3 separate regions of the Homo sapiens genome follow, and all the other regions are linked to region 3. The links are chromatin contacts, found by Hi-C or POLR2A ChIA-PET in ENCODE. All regions are on one chromosome and are shown on one strand. The core of a region is the stretch at or near the end of the contact, and the rest is flanking DNA. Distances in the headings are between cores, read along the strand shown.

Evidence for each region. A loop is a pair of places that touch in the nucleus more often than their neighbours do. ChIA-PET counts read pairs that join two places held with the same protein, here RNA polymerase II (POLR2A). Pooled maps may share reads with other maps.
Region 1: a loop to region 3 is called in a pooled map, with 4 times the contacts of the local background. The contact joins the promoter of OAS1 here to the promoter of RPL6 in region 3. A Hi-C loop is called at or near these places in 6 of 50 pooled maps. POLR2A ChIA-PET finds 5 or more read pairs at or near these places in 2 of 52 experiments (CD4-positive, alpha-beta T cell and Caco-2).
Region 2: a loop to region 3 is called in a pooled map, with 2.7 times the contacts of the local background. The contact joins the enhancer-like site here to the promoter of RPL6 in region 3. A Hi-C loop is called at or near these places in 2 of 50 pooled maps. POLR2A ChIA-PET finds 5 or more read pairs at or near these places in 4 of 52 experiments (WTC11, activated CD4-positive, alpha-beta T cell, activated naive CD4-positive, alpha-beta T cell and 1 more).

The regions. Positions count from the first base shown.
Region 1 is chr12:112,903,969-112,908,556 of GRCh38, forward strand. OAS1 (2'-5'-oligoadenylate synthetase 1) reads left to right here and starts at 2,994. Exons shown (of 6, transcript NM_016816.4): 1 at 2,994-3,251; 2 at 4,568-4,588. The coding sequence starts at 3,072. RefSeq lists an enhancer at 2,835-3,274.
Region 2 is chr12:112,074,193-112,078,813 of GRCh38, forward strand. It overlaps NAA25 (N-alpha-acetyltransferase 25, NatB auxiliary subunit), which reads right to left. Exons shown (of 24, transcript NM_024953.4): 6 at 4,442-4,549; 7 at 3,996-4,074; 8 at 1,486-1,597; 9 at 483-572. Among named protein-coding and RNA genes, the nearest start is that of NAA25, 32 kb to the right of the region's middle. Within about 2 kb of position 1,584, at least 2 of the 41 ENCODE cell types and tissues checked have a DNase peak (open chromatin) inside an H3K27ac peak, as active enhancers do.
Region 3 is chr12:112,408,003-112,412,493 of GRCh38, forward strand. RPL6 (ribosomal protein L6) reads right to left here and starts at 1,603. Exons shown (of 7, transcript NM_000970.6): 1 at 1,585-1,603; 2 at 418-654; 3 at 238-336. The coding sequence starts at 654. RefSeq lists an enhancer at 1,234-1,413.

The DNA of each region.
Region 1 (4,588 bases), core at 1,744-4,243, 500 kb after region 3:
TTAAAATATTATTTTGGAGACTTGTAGCCAAGAAAAATTAGAATTCAGTCCAAACTATAGAAAATAATAAAAATTGAAAAACATTAGGCAAGACTAGAATGCAACAACAGGTGTACTATAGTTTTTGAAGCATAATCTTTCTCCAGTTTCCCATTTTTACTAAAGATGAATCATGGTAAGGGAGGAGACCACCCCTCATATTGTCTTATGCCTAATTTCTGCCTCCAAAGAAAGAAGATGTAAAAACTAAAAGGCAGAAATGAAATCCACAAGCAGGTAGCCTGGTGCCACACCCTGGGCCTGGTAGTTAAAGATCGACTCCTGACCTAATAGGTTATTTGCATAAAAAAGGCACTGTGAAGATCCCTGTCCTATTCTGTTCTGTTCTAATTACTGGTGTATGCAACCCCCAGTCATGTACCCCCTGCTTGCTCAATCCATCACGACCCTCTCACATGGACCCCCTTAGAGTTGTGAGCCCTTAAAAGGGACAAGAATCGCTCACTCGGGGAGCTCAGCTCTTGAGACAGGGGTCTTGCCCATGCTCCCGGCCGAATAAACCCCTTCCTTCTTTAACTCGGTGTCTGAGGGGTTTTTGTCTGCAGCTCTTCCTGCTACAATGGTATGACTGGTTTGCTTTATCATACTTGGCCTAATTTTTTGCATACAGTGCAGCAAGAATCTTCAACTAGTAAATGAAGTGAGTATTGCAAAGACAGCACCCCACCCTCATGGTGACATTTAGTCTTAGGCCAAAGTCAACATCTTATACAGTAGGAGTGGAGAGTGTCAACTCATGAATAATCTGGTTAAGAGGTTAAGGGTTTGTAAGAAAGATAGTTGGCATTTACAAAATATTTCATCCAACAAAAACAGGAAACACATTCTTCTCAAACTCACACAGAACATTCACCAAGACATATTATGTTCTGGGCTAGAAAACACACTTTAACAAATTTCAACAGAGATATGTTATGCAAAGCATGCCCTTTACTACAATGGAATTAAAAAAGAAACCCACAAAAGAAAGATAGCTGGAAAATTCCAAAATATATGGAGATTAAAGAACACACCTCTAAATAACACATGGGGCAAGGAAGAAGTCTCAAGAGAAATTTTAAAATATTTTGGGCCAGGCTCAGTGGCTTACGCCTATAATCCTAGCACTTTGGGAGGCTGAGGCAGATGGATCGCTTGAGCCCAGGAGTTCGAGACCAGACTGGGCCACATGCAGAAACCCCATCTCTACAAAAAATACAAAAATTAGCCAGGCATGGTGGCATGTACCTGTAGTCCCAGCTACTTGGGAGGCTGAGGTGGGAGGATCACCTGAGCCCAGGAGGTCAAGGCTGCAGTGAGCTAAGATTGTGCCACTGCACCCCAGCCTGGGCAACAGAGTGAGACCCTGTCTCAACAAAATAAATAAATATATTTTGAATTAAATTAAAATGAAAAAACAGCCTATCAAAAAGTGTGGGATGTAGTGAAAGTAGTGTTTAGAGGGAAAGTTATAGCATTGAATGCATATATTAGGAGAAGAAAGATCTAACTCAGAGAGGGATGAACAGGTGAGGCATAGGGGATTTTAAGGTAGTGAAACTCTTGCAGGGCAGGGGAGCCCCAAAACTGGGACACCGTCCGGGAAGGCTCTTGGCTTCGTCCAGGAAGGAATTCAAGGGTGAGCTAGAGGAGGAAGAAAAAGGTTTATTGAGGCAGCAGGGTTACAGTTCTGTGACTGTCCCTGCAGAGCAGGGCCACCCCATAGGCAGTGCCTGGAGAGCAGCAGCTCAGGGCACTTCTATAGTCACATTCATACCCACTTTTAAATACGTGCAAATTAAGGGCAGGTTATTCAGAAATTTCTAGAAGAAGGGTGGTAACTGGGTCATTGCCAGGGAATGAGTAAACTGTTCATGGTGCTGGTGCTCATGCCAGCCAGTCTTCAATCTGGCCCTGAGTCAAGCCCCACCTCCTATCTCAAAACTATTCTGCATGGTGCTGTAATGGTGGATACATGACATGTTATGTTTGGCAAAATCCATAGAACTGTAGGACACAAGAGTGAACCTTAATGTAAACCTTAATGTAAATGGACTTTTGTTAATTATGATGTATTAATATCAATTCATCAATTGTAACAAATGTATCACAGTACTGTTAATAATAGAGGAACTTATTGGCAGGAGAGAGAGCTTATGGAACTCTCTGCACATTCAGCTCAATATTTCTGTAAGCCTAAAACTGCTGTGAGAAATAAAATCCAACCTGGGCAACATAGCAAGACCTTGTCTCTACAAAAAATAAAAAATGAGCTGGGTGCAGTAACGCATGCCTGTAGTCCCAGGTATTCAGGAGGCTGGGGCAGGAGGATCCCTTGAACCCAGGAAGTTGAGGTTGCACGAGTCATGATCATGCCCCTGCACTCCAGCCTGGATAACAAAGCAAGATCCTGTCTCCAAAAAATAATAAAATAAAATAAAAATCTACTAATTGAAAGGGAAAAAAGCATAGTATAATACCATTCTTAACAAAAAGAAAAGAGACCTGTGTTTGTGTGTGTGTTAACATTTGAAAAAAATCTGGAAAGCTCTATATCAAAACGTTTATAGAGGCAATTTTGTAGTGTTAGAATCATAGATGATCTTTCCACTTCCTGGTTTTTCTGACTTTTTTTCTTTTTGCAGTGGGCATGTATTGCTGGAAAATACCACAGACAACTGTGAAAGGATTTCATCAACAACAAAAAAAAGATAAAGAAGGAAACACAAAATCTGTTAAATAAGATTTATGTTGGCTGGAGGTTAAAATGCATTTCCAGAGCAGAGTTCAGAGAAAGGCTGGGCTGCTTGTTGCTGGCTAAAGGACAAAGGGTAAGTTTCAGGAAGCAGAAGAGTGAGCAGATGAAATTCAGCACTGGGATCAGGGGAGTGTCTGATTTGCAAAAGGAAAGTGCAAAGACAGCTCCTCCCTTCTGAGGAAACGAAACCAACAGCAGTCCAAGCTCAGTCAGCAGAAGAGATAAAAGCAAACAGGTCTGGGAGGCAGTTCTGTTGCCACTCTCTCTCCTGTCAATGATGGATCTCAGAAATACCCCAGCCAAATCTCTGGACAAGTTCATTGAAGACTATCTCTTGCCAGACACGTGTTTCCGCATGCAAATCAACCATGCCATTGACATCATCTGTGGGTTCCTGAAGGAAAGGTGCTTCCGAGGTAGCTCCTACCCTGTGTGTGTGTCCAAGGTGGTAAAGGTGAGTCCAGGCCTGCCTGGCCAGGGGAGGGGTGGCTGAATGTGCAAGAGTTGAGATTGAGAATGAGAGAGAGAGAGAGAGAGAAGCAAAAACCTAGAACCCAGGGTGCAAATGTGAGTACAGAGAGCTGAGATCTTCTGGGATGGTGGTTTCTTATTTATCCACACAGCATGTTAAAATAGATTCTGGGGTGAAATCCTACATCCCTATTATTAACAAGTGACCCTCCCCCCTACTTCCCGCTGAAGTTTATGAACCACTGTCCTGGGCGATGCCCATTTCAGAAATAGGGAACTGAATCCCAGCTCTGGTAAACAGTTTGCTAATTCGTGGCCAGGCTAGGGGCTCACCATTTCTGCAGTGAAGAATCATATGTTTTGAAAGCAAATAGCACCTGCTGGCTGCAAGACCTTGAGCAAGTCACTTAACTACTCTGTGTTCCAATTTCCTCAGCCATAATCCCCAATACTGTTGCAGTCTTGCCAGTGCACCTTAATGTAGCAGCTTCTCACTGAATTAGTACCCAAGGTTCTTTGTCCTGCATCCAAGAAAATTAAGGAACATGGACACAAACGTGAGCTTGGAGCAAAAGTTCAGTAAGCAAAAGAAGAAAGCTGTCTCCACTGTGGAGAGGGAAGTCTGAGTGGATTGCCAGATTGCAGCTGAATGCAAAAAACTTTTATAAGAAACCACTCTCCTCCCTGTAACTGTTTGAGAAACTTTTTATCAGTAAAGCTGTGCAACTTCCCTTACCTTATGCAGCTGTGGGTATATCTCTAGGCAAGCATAAAGCGCTGCTTCTCTTGTATGTATAACTGTGGATTTGTTTTAGGTAAGTCCCACTCCCTGCGCCAGTTTCAGGCAGGCCGCTCCTCCAGGGCCCAGCCTTGACCATTTACCTAACTGATTTTTCCTCTACTTTCCCTCAATACCTCATAGGGCCGTGTAGATTAAGTAAAATAGTAAGTGTGAACCACCCAGCATAAGCTAGTCCTGGGCATCGTAAAGGACAATGGGAAAAGAACACAGATCCTGGAAGAAGGCCCCCAGGTTTGAATTGTATTTGCCACCTACTAGCTGGGTGATGGGGCTGATATATTATCTCACTGAGCATCCATTTTCCCATCTGTAAAATGGGAACTAATGATAATGGCATCCAAATCATAGCATCATTGTGAGCATTATAGGAGTTTAAGACATGCAATGCCTTCAGAACAGTGGCTAGTGCTCCATAATGTTAGTGATTGCTCCTGTCATTTTATTTAGGGAGGTTTGCCTCACTAAGCATCAATTATTATTTTTGTCGTCTTTTTCAGGGTGGCTCCTCAGGCAAGGGC
Region 2 (4,621 bases), core at 334-2,833, 330 kb before region 3:
TAGCTGAGCACGGCGGTGGGCACCTATAGTCCCAGCTATTCGGGAAGCTGAGGCAGGAGAATCGCTTGCTTCTGGGAGGCAGAGGTTGCAGTGAGCCAAGATCGTGCCATTGCACTCCAGCCTGGGTGACAAGAGCCAAACTCCATCTCAAAAAAAAAAAAAAAAAAAAAAAGGAGAAAAAGAAAAATTATCTTAGCATAAAGATGGAAATAAATCTCACGGAAAGGCACCAAACTATTAACAAGAGTTATTTTTGGAATGGTAGGATAAGTGGAAATTAGCACACCACATATTTTGGCACTAACATGATTTTTAGAATGAACTTGTGTATTTTATACTTTAAAAAATATGAAAAAATGTCTTACTTTGAAAGGAATACTTTATTGAGACAGAAAAAGAGAATTCAATTGGCTTATAATGAAATCCTTTCACTACACTATATTAAAAAGTGCTGTTATAATTCAGGAAAGAAGACAACTTACTGTTCACCTTCAGCAGGAGGACTCCAGGCCTCTTCAATCAGTCGAAAGACAGAATCGAAATAAGTCAGATAGAACTGCCAGTCATCTGAGCTAAAATCAGATTGAATGATGCACACAGGATTAAACCCAAGTTGTGACAGATCTTCCTTAGGAACCATGATATTCAATTTATTTTGTAAGTTATATTTTAGTATGTAGTAGGTTGGCTTACCCCCACCCACTCCATGTTTCCTTTGCAAATCTAAAAGGGCATTTTCAAAGTAATACTACTTTGTATTTGTAAAGAGTAGTAAACTACTCTTTCCTTCAATAAAATGACCAGGTCTAGAAAACTAATATTCATAACAGAAAAGTCCCCACATAAGCACTTCCAAAATAGAGGGAAGGGGAGAGAAGTGTTGTAGCAAAGAATGAAGCCTCTCTCTTTTAGGGGAATACTGAATTTGAGAAATTAATGATTTTCAGTGTTCATTCTTAAGCCCTAACTAGAATTCAGCACCATGGTGGCACAAGTATCTTTTTTTTTTTTTTGAGATGGAGTCTCATTGTTGTCACCCAGGCTGGAGTGCAGTGGCATGATCTCAGCTCACTGCAACCTCTGCCTCCCAGGTTCAAGCGATTCTTGTGCCTCAGCTTCCCGAGGGGCTGGGACTACAGGCACGCACCACCACAACTAGCTAATTTTTGTATTTTCAGTAAAGACAGGGTTTCGCCATGTTGGCCAGGCTGGTCTCAAACTCCTGACCTCAAGTGATCTGCCCACCTTGGCCTCTCAAAGTGCTGGGATCATAGGCATGAGCCACCATGCCCAGCCTACAAGTACCATTATAATACTCTACTGAAAGATGAAGGCTCCTTAAAAACTTTTAGAAACATGCAGGACACAACTACTATAAGAAGACTTTATGCCCAGAAACTTCAAAACACAGACACCAAGAAAATCAATAGTGAGGTCTTAAAGCCTCACTACAGTCAAATGGTACAAAAGAAAGCTTTTACTCACTTTTTTAGTAAGAGGCGCCGGGAAAGGGCATTGCACTCTGGCCACCTGCTCAGCTTCTTGTACATAGCCATGCATTTATTTTCCCGACTCTGAATCTCACTTGTCAACTTCTCTAAAATCAAAAGTTATAAAAGTTGGTAAGCTGGTTTCATTTCTGCTCAATAACCAGAATAGAGTCCAACCACAAGAAGGAAAATGTCACATTTTCTTTTCTTTTTTTTTGAGATGGAGTTTCACTCTTGTCACCCAGGCTGGAGTGCAATGGCACGATCTTGGCTCACTGCAACCTCCACCTCCTGGATTCAAGCGATTCTCCTGTCTCAGCCTCCCAAGTAGCTGGGATTACAGGCATCTGCCACCACGCCTGGCTAATTTTTGTATTTTTAGTAGAGACAGGATTTCACCATGTTGGCCAGGCTGGTCTTAAACTCCTGACCTCAGGTGATCCACCCATCCCAGCCTCCCAGAGTGCTGGGATTACAGCTGTGAGCTACCGGGCCCGGCCTAAATGTCACATTTTCTTATTCACTCTCTTAGAAAATGGGACCACTATTACATACAAACTACTACTATCTTATTAAAGATTATTTTACTTCAAAGAAAAAAGTACATTACTGACAGTAAATTTTTATAATCATTTTCTTTGTAAAAGGATAGGTTTCACAATGTATTGGGTTGAACATCTATTAATAGTACATGGGATATACTTATAAAATCCCAACAGCATCTAGGGACTAGTAAATTTAGTCCATAGACAAGCTGCCCATCCATACAGTTCCAAAACATCAAAGAGGACTGAGCTGACATGAGCTAAGAAAGATGAGATGTTGGAAGAAGACAAAAAAGAGTGGAGAGGAATCAAATCTTTCCAAACAACTGAAAACAAAAAAACTAGGATGATAGTTCTGACCAAATTAGATTTGCCCAACTGTTTAGCAGATTAAGGATACCAAAAATTACATTATGAATTTCCTGTTGAGAATCTAACTTTTTACTATCCATAGAGCTATAATGTAGTTTAAAAAAAAAAAAGGGCCAGGCCTGACAGGTCACACCTGTAGTAATCCCAGCACTTTGGGAGGCTGAAGCAGGCAGATCGCTTGAGACCAGGAGTTCGAGACCAGCCTGGGCAACATATTGAGACCCCACCTCTACAAAAAATATAAAAATTAGCCAGGTTTGATGGCATACGCCTGGAGTCCTAACTATTTAGGAGGCTGTGGTGAGAGGATAACTTAAACCCAGGAGATCAAGGCTGCAGTGAGCTGTGATGATGCCACTGCATTCTAGCCTGGCTAACAGAGCAAGGCCCTGTCTCAAAAACAACAACAACAACAAAAAAAAACAAGAAGTTTCTTGTGAGTAGCCTAAATATCCATCAAAAACTGGTTAAGTAAATTTCTACATTCACACTGTGGAACACTGGACAGTTATTAAAGGAGTGAGGTAGTGAACTTTATCTCTAGGAAATACTATTTAGTTAAAATAATAATAATAATAATAAAATAATGGAGGCCAGGCGTGGTGGCTCACACCTGTAATCCCAGCACTTTGGGAGGCAGAGGCAGGCAGATCACTTGAGGTTAGGAGTTTGAAACCAGCCTGGCCAACATGTTGAAACCCCGTCTCTACTAAAAATACAAAAATTAGCTGGGCGTGGTGGTGTGTGCCTGTAGTCCCAGCTACTCACGAGGCTGAGGCAGGAGAATCACTTGAACCCAGGAGGCAGAGGTTGCAGTGAGCCGAGATCGCACCACTGCACTCTAGCCTGGCCACAGAGTGAGACTCTGTCTCCAAAAAAAAAAAGAAAGAAAGAAATAATGGAGCCCAGTGTGGTGGTGTGTGCCCGTCGTCCTAGCTACTTGGGAGGCTGAGATGGGAGAATCACTTGAGCCCAGGAGTTCAAGTCCAGCCTGGGCAAAACAGTGAGACCTCATCTCTTTAAAATAAATAAATAAATAATAAAAATAAAGTATGGGTATAAGAGTATGCACAGCAGAGGTCACAAACTCAAATGCCTTCATAAGACAGACATACAAATAAAGAAGGAATGTTTGCGGTATCTACAGAGTACAAATCCTGACTAGAGGGGCATTAATTAATTTAAAATTTTTAAAGAAAAATTTTTTTTAAATAAAAACATTGTGCTAACTGAATAAGATTATTCTATGAGCCAGGTATATTATGTTTTCATTCGTGTTTAAAAAAAAAAGTGGGGAAGATGAATCTTTACAAGAATATAAAGTGTAACTGGAGGAAAACCTAGGGGAAGACGGCTAGAGATCTGGAGTATAACCTTTCACACTCCTTGAAGTTTCTGAATCTGTTATTTTCAAGTAAAAACATTTTTAAAAATAAATTTACAACATACAGAAAAGTCTGGAAGAATATAACAAAATGATCAAAAGTGTTTATGTCTTTATATCCTTATGTGGAAATTTTCTACAATAAACATTTTTCATGTTTAAATAGGAAAAAAAAAAAGCTTTAAGAAAATGTTTAAAAATTACCTCCTAATTTCCCTCTGATGACATCCAAGGCCTCCTGGTACTTTCCCAAACGTTCCAGGATCATATAATAAAGTTCAACCTTACAGAAAAAAAACAAGAAGTGCAACCTCTGAAACTTTTCAATAATAAAAAGACAGTCATTTATAGGTTTTTAAAAAGTTATTTAATAGAGCATGTCTTCAAATGAGATGAAACTGACAGTACGAAGCAGGTAACAGGATCTTCTCCATCTATATCTCTCCCGTCTATACACATCTCAGCCTAGAGTACTTGCTGGAAACAGGTCAGTGATTAGACCTACGCTGAGGGCTTCAGATTTACCCAAAGGCCAAAAGTGAGGACCCAGCTATCAAACTGGAACAAAACAACAGTTCATAGTATTATAACATAATATTGTAGCACTAGCAAAAAAATGAAAACACAAAAGTAAGGCTTAAAATACTCACTTCAGCCTCAGCTTCTATCTTGTCCTCTTTCACCATTTTTTCGACCATTCTCTCAGCAAGGGGCAGAAACATTGTTTTTGAGAGGTTTTCATCCTGTGCCGATATAGACTGAAAGAAGAAAAATAATGTTTCATTCTAATTCTCCCCTGCTTGCACTATTGATATTAACATTACTGTTAA
Region 3 (4,491 bases), core at 353-2,852:
AGCCACCACACTCAGCCTCATTCCCATATTATATGCAAAGGAACAAAGCACAGACGAGTAATTTAAATTACTTAAGATTAACAGTAAATGTTGAAGCCAAGTTACAAACCCAGAGCCCTTTATTTTCTATCAGAAATTCTCCGGTATGCAGAAACTTACAGTATCTAAGTATTCAAAAACATCTTCACAGTATTCAAGCATAAACAGAAAATCCAATTTACAGTCCCCACATCTTACCATTTTGCGAAGTTTAACCACCCGGGTACCGCCGTTCTTGTCACCACCAACTGGTTTTGTAACAGTTGCGAGAACCTTCTCCTTCTTTTTCTTTTCAACCTACAAGGACACAAATGCATCAACAGTAAGAGAATGCCAATTAAGGTTAAGACATAATGGTCCGTGGTCCTCTTCCCTTACCTTGGATTTAGCGGCTGAGTACTTCCTCTTGTACATGGCCTTTCTGGAATACATGGCAGATCGGGAATACCTGCCAATTCCTCTGACAAGGACAGGGTTGCGGCTGCAATGGGGCTTCCCCTTCTTGGGCTTTTTAGCTTTGAGGTTACCCTTTTTCACCTTGCCACCAGCATCAACCTTCTTGGCTTCGGGTTTCTTCTCTTTAGTATCTGGCTTCTCAACTTTTTCACCCGCCATCTAAAAATATTTTTTTGTAGATAAAAAAAGGCATTTCACCAGTCATCTCTCTAACAAGACAATAATGAACCTGTACATGAATGGGCTGGGCTCCCCAGACTACAATCCCTCCCCCGGTAAGATACAGGCCTTCCTCTCAAACTCTACCCATTCTACTCCAACCTTCACTATGACTCATTTGGGGTTTGTCTCCCCAATACACTATAAACTTTTTTTTTGAGAATTTGAAACTACCTCACACCTATTAGGTTTTTTGCCAAATACTGAGCGGTCAGAAGTCCGTACAACCATTATTTTTTATTACTGTTTTGCGAATTAGAAAACTTAGATGCAGAATGTGTCCACAGGTTAGAAGCACCAAGACCAGAACTTGAAATCCCTTACTTTCAGTACCTTTCGTCTTAACCCTTAAGACCAGTGTCTCTTTTCAAGAAACTCGATTTAGGAATTGCGGACACAAACGGAATCAGCCCAAATTGAGCCAGAGAAAAAGATCGCAAAGACCAAGAGGCGACTTCCGGTCGGGGACGCTGGGAGACGCGAAACCTTTTGGCTTCAGTGCGGAACCCCAACGTGGCTGCGACAGGCTCAGTGTCATCCTCTGGAACCCAGGACCAGGAACACAGTGCACGCGCCGTCTCCCCGCTTCCTCTAACACCCACCAGTCTGCTACGGGTCCCCGAAAGGGCCTCGTTCCCCCAGCCCAAGAGAGTGGCGAAGAACCGGAGGGAGCCACTACGGCATTCTACCTCACCCTCTTTGTGCCCTGCCGCAAACCCAAACAACAAAAATGAAGCGTCTGGAAGGCCTCTCAGTTAGCCTTGGACATGTCCGACCCCTGTAGGTGTCGACTGGATGCCCTCCAGGTTCGGATGGCGAAGGATTGGGAGTCCTGAACTCAAGTCTTGCAGACAGGCCCGCGATTCTTACCTTGCAAGATGGGAAAGAGAATTAAGGTCCCGGCTTCCGGTCTATAAGCAATCATGGGAAGTGCGAGTCTCACTTCCTTCCGGATCTGGGGCATCATGGGGAATGTAGTATTTCCCCGTTAAGAAAAAAGTAGTAAATCCTAGGCCGGGTGCGGTGGCTCACGCCTGTAATCCCAGCCCTTTGGGAGGCCGAGGCAGGAGGATCCTCTGAGGTTGGCAGTTCGAGACCAGCCTGGCCAACATGGTGAAATCCCGTCTCTACTAAAAATACAAAAGGTAGCCGGGCGTGGGTGGTGCGTGTCTGTAATGACAGCCAGTCGAGGCGCGGAGGCAGGAGAATCACTTGAATCTGGAGGTGGAGATTGCAGTGAGCCAAGATCGCGACACTGCGCTCTAGGCAACAGAGCAAGATTCTCAAAAAAGAAAAAAAAAAAAAAAAGGGCCGGACACGGTGGCTCACGCCTGTAATCCCAGCACTCCAAAGATCGTGCCACTGCGTGCCACCGCACTCCAGCCTGGGAAATAGAGCCAGACTCAGTCTCAAAACAATAACAACAACAAAAAAAAGAAAAAAAGAAAAAAAATTAGCCGAGTGTGGTTGTTAGTGCCTGTAGTCCCAGCTATTCGGGAGGCTAAGGCGGGAGGATCACTTGAGTCTTGGAGGTCTGGGCTGCAGTGCAGTGAACTCTAATCTTGTCACTTGAGATTAGGTCAGTGGTCCCCTCTTCCCTTACCTTGGATTTAGCGGCTGACTACTTCCTCTTGTACATGGCCTTTCTCATTCCCGTCCTCCGGCCTGGCCTACAGAATGAGACTCTGTCTTAAAAAAAGTAAAAAAAAATTAAAGTGAGGATAACAATAGTAACTTACTTCATAAGGATGTTGGGAACATTAAATAATATATACAACAGTACTGAGAAGCATATTTGATTATTTGATGGATGGTAAATGCTACATAAGTGTTAGCTCTTTTTTTTTTTTTTTTTTTTTTTTTTTTTTTTTTTTTGAGATGGAGTCTCGCTCTGTCACCCAGGCTGGAGTGTGGTGGCACGATCTTGGCTCACGGCAACCTCTGCCTCCTGGGTTCAAGTGATTCTCCTGCCTCAGCCTCCCAAGTAGCAGGGATTACAGGCGCACACCACCATGCCCAGCTAATTTTTTGTATTTTTAGTAGAGACAGAGTTTCACCATGATGGCCAAGCTGGTTTTGAACTCCTGACCTCAAGTAATCCACCCGCCTCAGCCTCCCAAAGTGCTAGGATTACAGGCGTGAGCCACCGCACCTGGCGAACTGTTAGCTCTTGTTATTGTCACCATCACCACTACAATCATCTGATCATCAACATCCTAGTTGTTGTCAAGTATTCTGCTAAAGTTTATGCATGGGAGATAATAGGCAATATTGCATACAATGTGCCTTGCTTTATTTCATTTAATTCTCCCAACAACCTGTGAATGATACTATTATGAGGAAACTGAGTCTCAAGGACATTAAGTAACTTGCTCACAGCATAGATCTGATTCCAAAGATTGCACTCTTAACCATTAGGCTGCAAGATTAAAGAGATGATTAATGAAGATGCATGAGAGTTTTGCTCATGTTAGAATTAAAAATAAGAATATTTATTATCTTTTACAAAATACACAACACAGTATATGTGATAGTTCTTTACTGCTTCAAAGCCCTTAAGCCAACATGTACACATTTGTAATACCTTCTAGCTTGCGTTTTCCATTTTCCTCCATTCGTTTCTTTCTGGTTGCTAGAGCTTTTCACCTTGATTTTTTCAGATCGAAACCACCTGCTTCATGGCTGTGTCTCTGGGAATCATTTAGCCTTTTTCTGGTTCTGATTCACTGAGGATACAAATACAATGATCAGATGAACACTGCCCTTTTTTTTGAGAATGGGAATGTCAGCAGCTTTATTTGTTTAGCTTCCTCAGCAAAGCACCTCTTAGAAACTTCAACTGCAGAAAATGTACCACAATGAATGAATGAGATGCACAGTTGCTTACGTGGGCCCCTCAAAATTGCTGGCAATCTCAGATAATTTCACCTAGTGAACGCCCCAAAATATGTGTTGAATGACCTGTCATTAAAATAAAAACGTAGATGAACCCCCTCTTGTGTTTTGTTGCGGTATTGCAAAATTTACAATTCATTAGTTGGGCAAAATACCATGTTAGTTATAAAGTAAATGTTTTTATTAAGTTTAGTTTTGCCATATATAAAATTCTCTGAAATTTGTGCAGCACTTTAATCACAAAGCAGACATTTTTGCAGACACTTAATCTTTTTTTTTTTTTTCTGAGATGGAGTCTTGCTCTGTCGCCCAGGCTGGAGTGCAGTGCCGTGATCTTGGCTCACTGCAACCTCTGCCTCCTGGGTTCAAGCCATTCTCCTGCCTCAGCCTCTTGAGTAGCTGGGATTACAGGTGCCCGCTACCACACCTGGCTAATTTTTTTTTTTGAAACAGAGTCTTGCTCTTTTGCCCAGGCTGGAGCGCGGTGGCATGATCTCGGCTCACTGCAACCTTCGCCTCCCGGGTTCACGCCATTCTCCTGCCTCAGCCTCCCGAGTAGCTGGGACTACAGGCGCCCGCCACCATGCCTGACTAATTTTTTGTATTTTTAGTAGAGGTGGGGTTTCACTGTGTTAGCCAGGATGGTCTCGATCTCCTGACCTCGTGATCTGCCCGCCTCGACCTCCCAAAGTGCTGGGATTACAGGCCTGAGCCACCTTGCCCGGCCAATTTTTTGTGTTTTTATTGGAGACAGGATTTCACCATGTTGGCCAGGCTGGTTTTGAACTCCTGACCTCAGGTGATCTGCTCACCTCGGCCTCCCAAAGTGCTGGGATTACAGGCGTGAGCCACCTCGCCCAGCCTAATTTTTTTTTTTTTTTG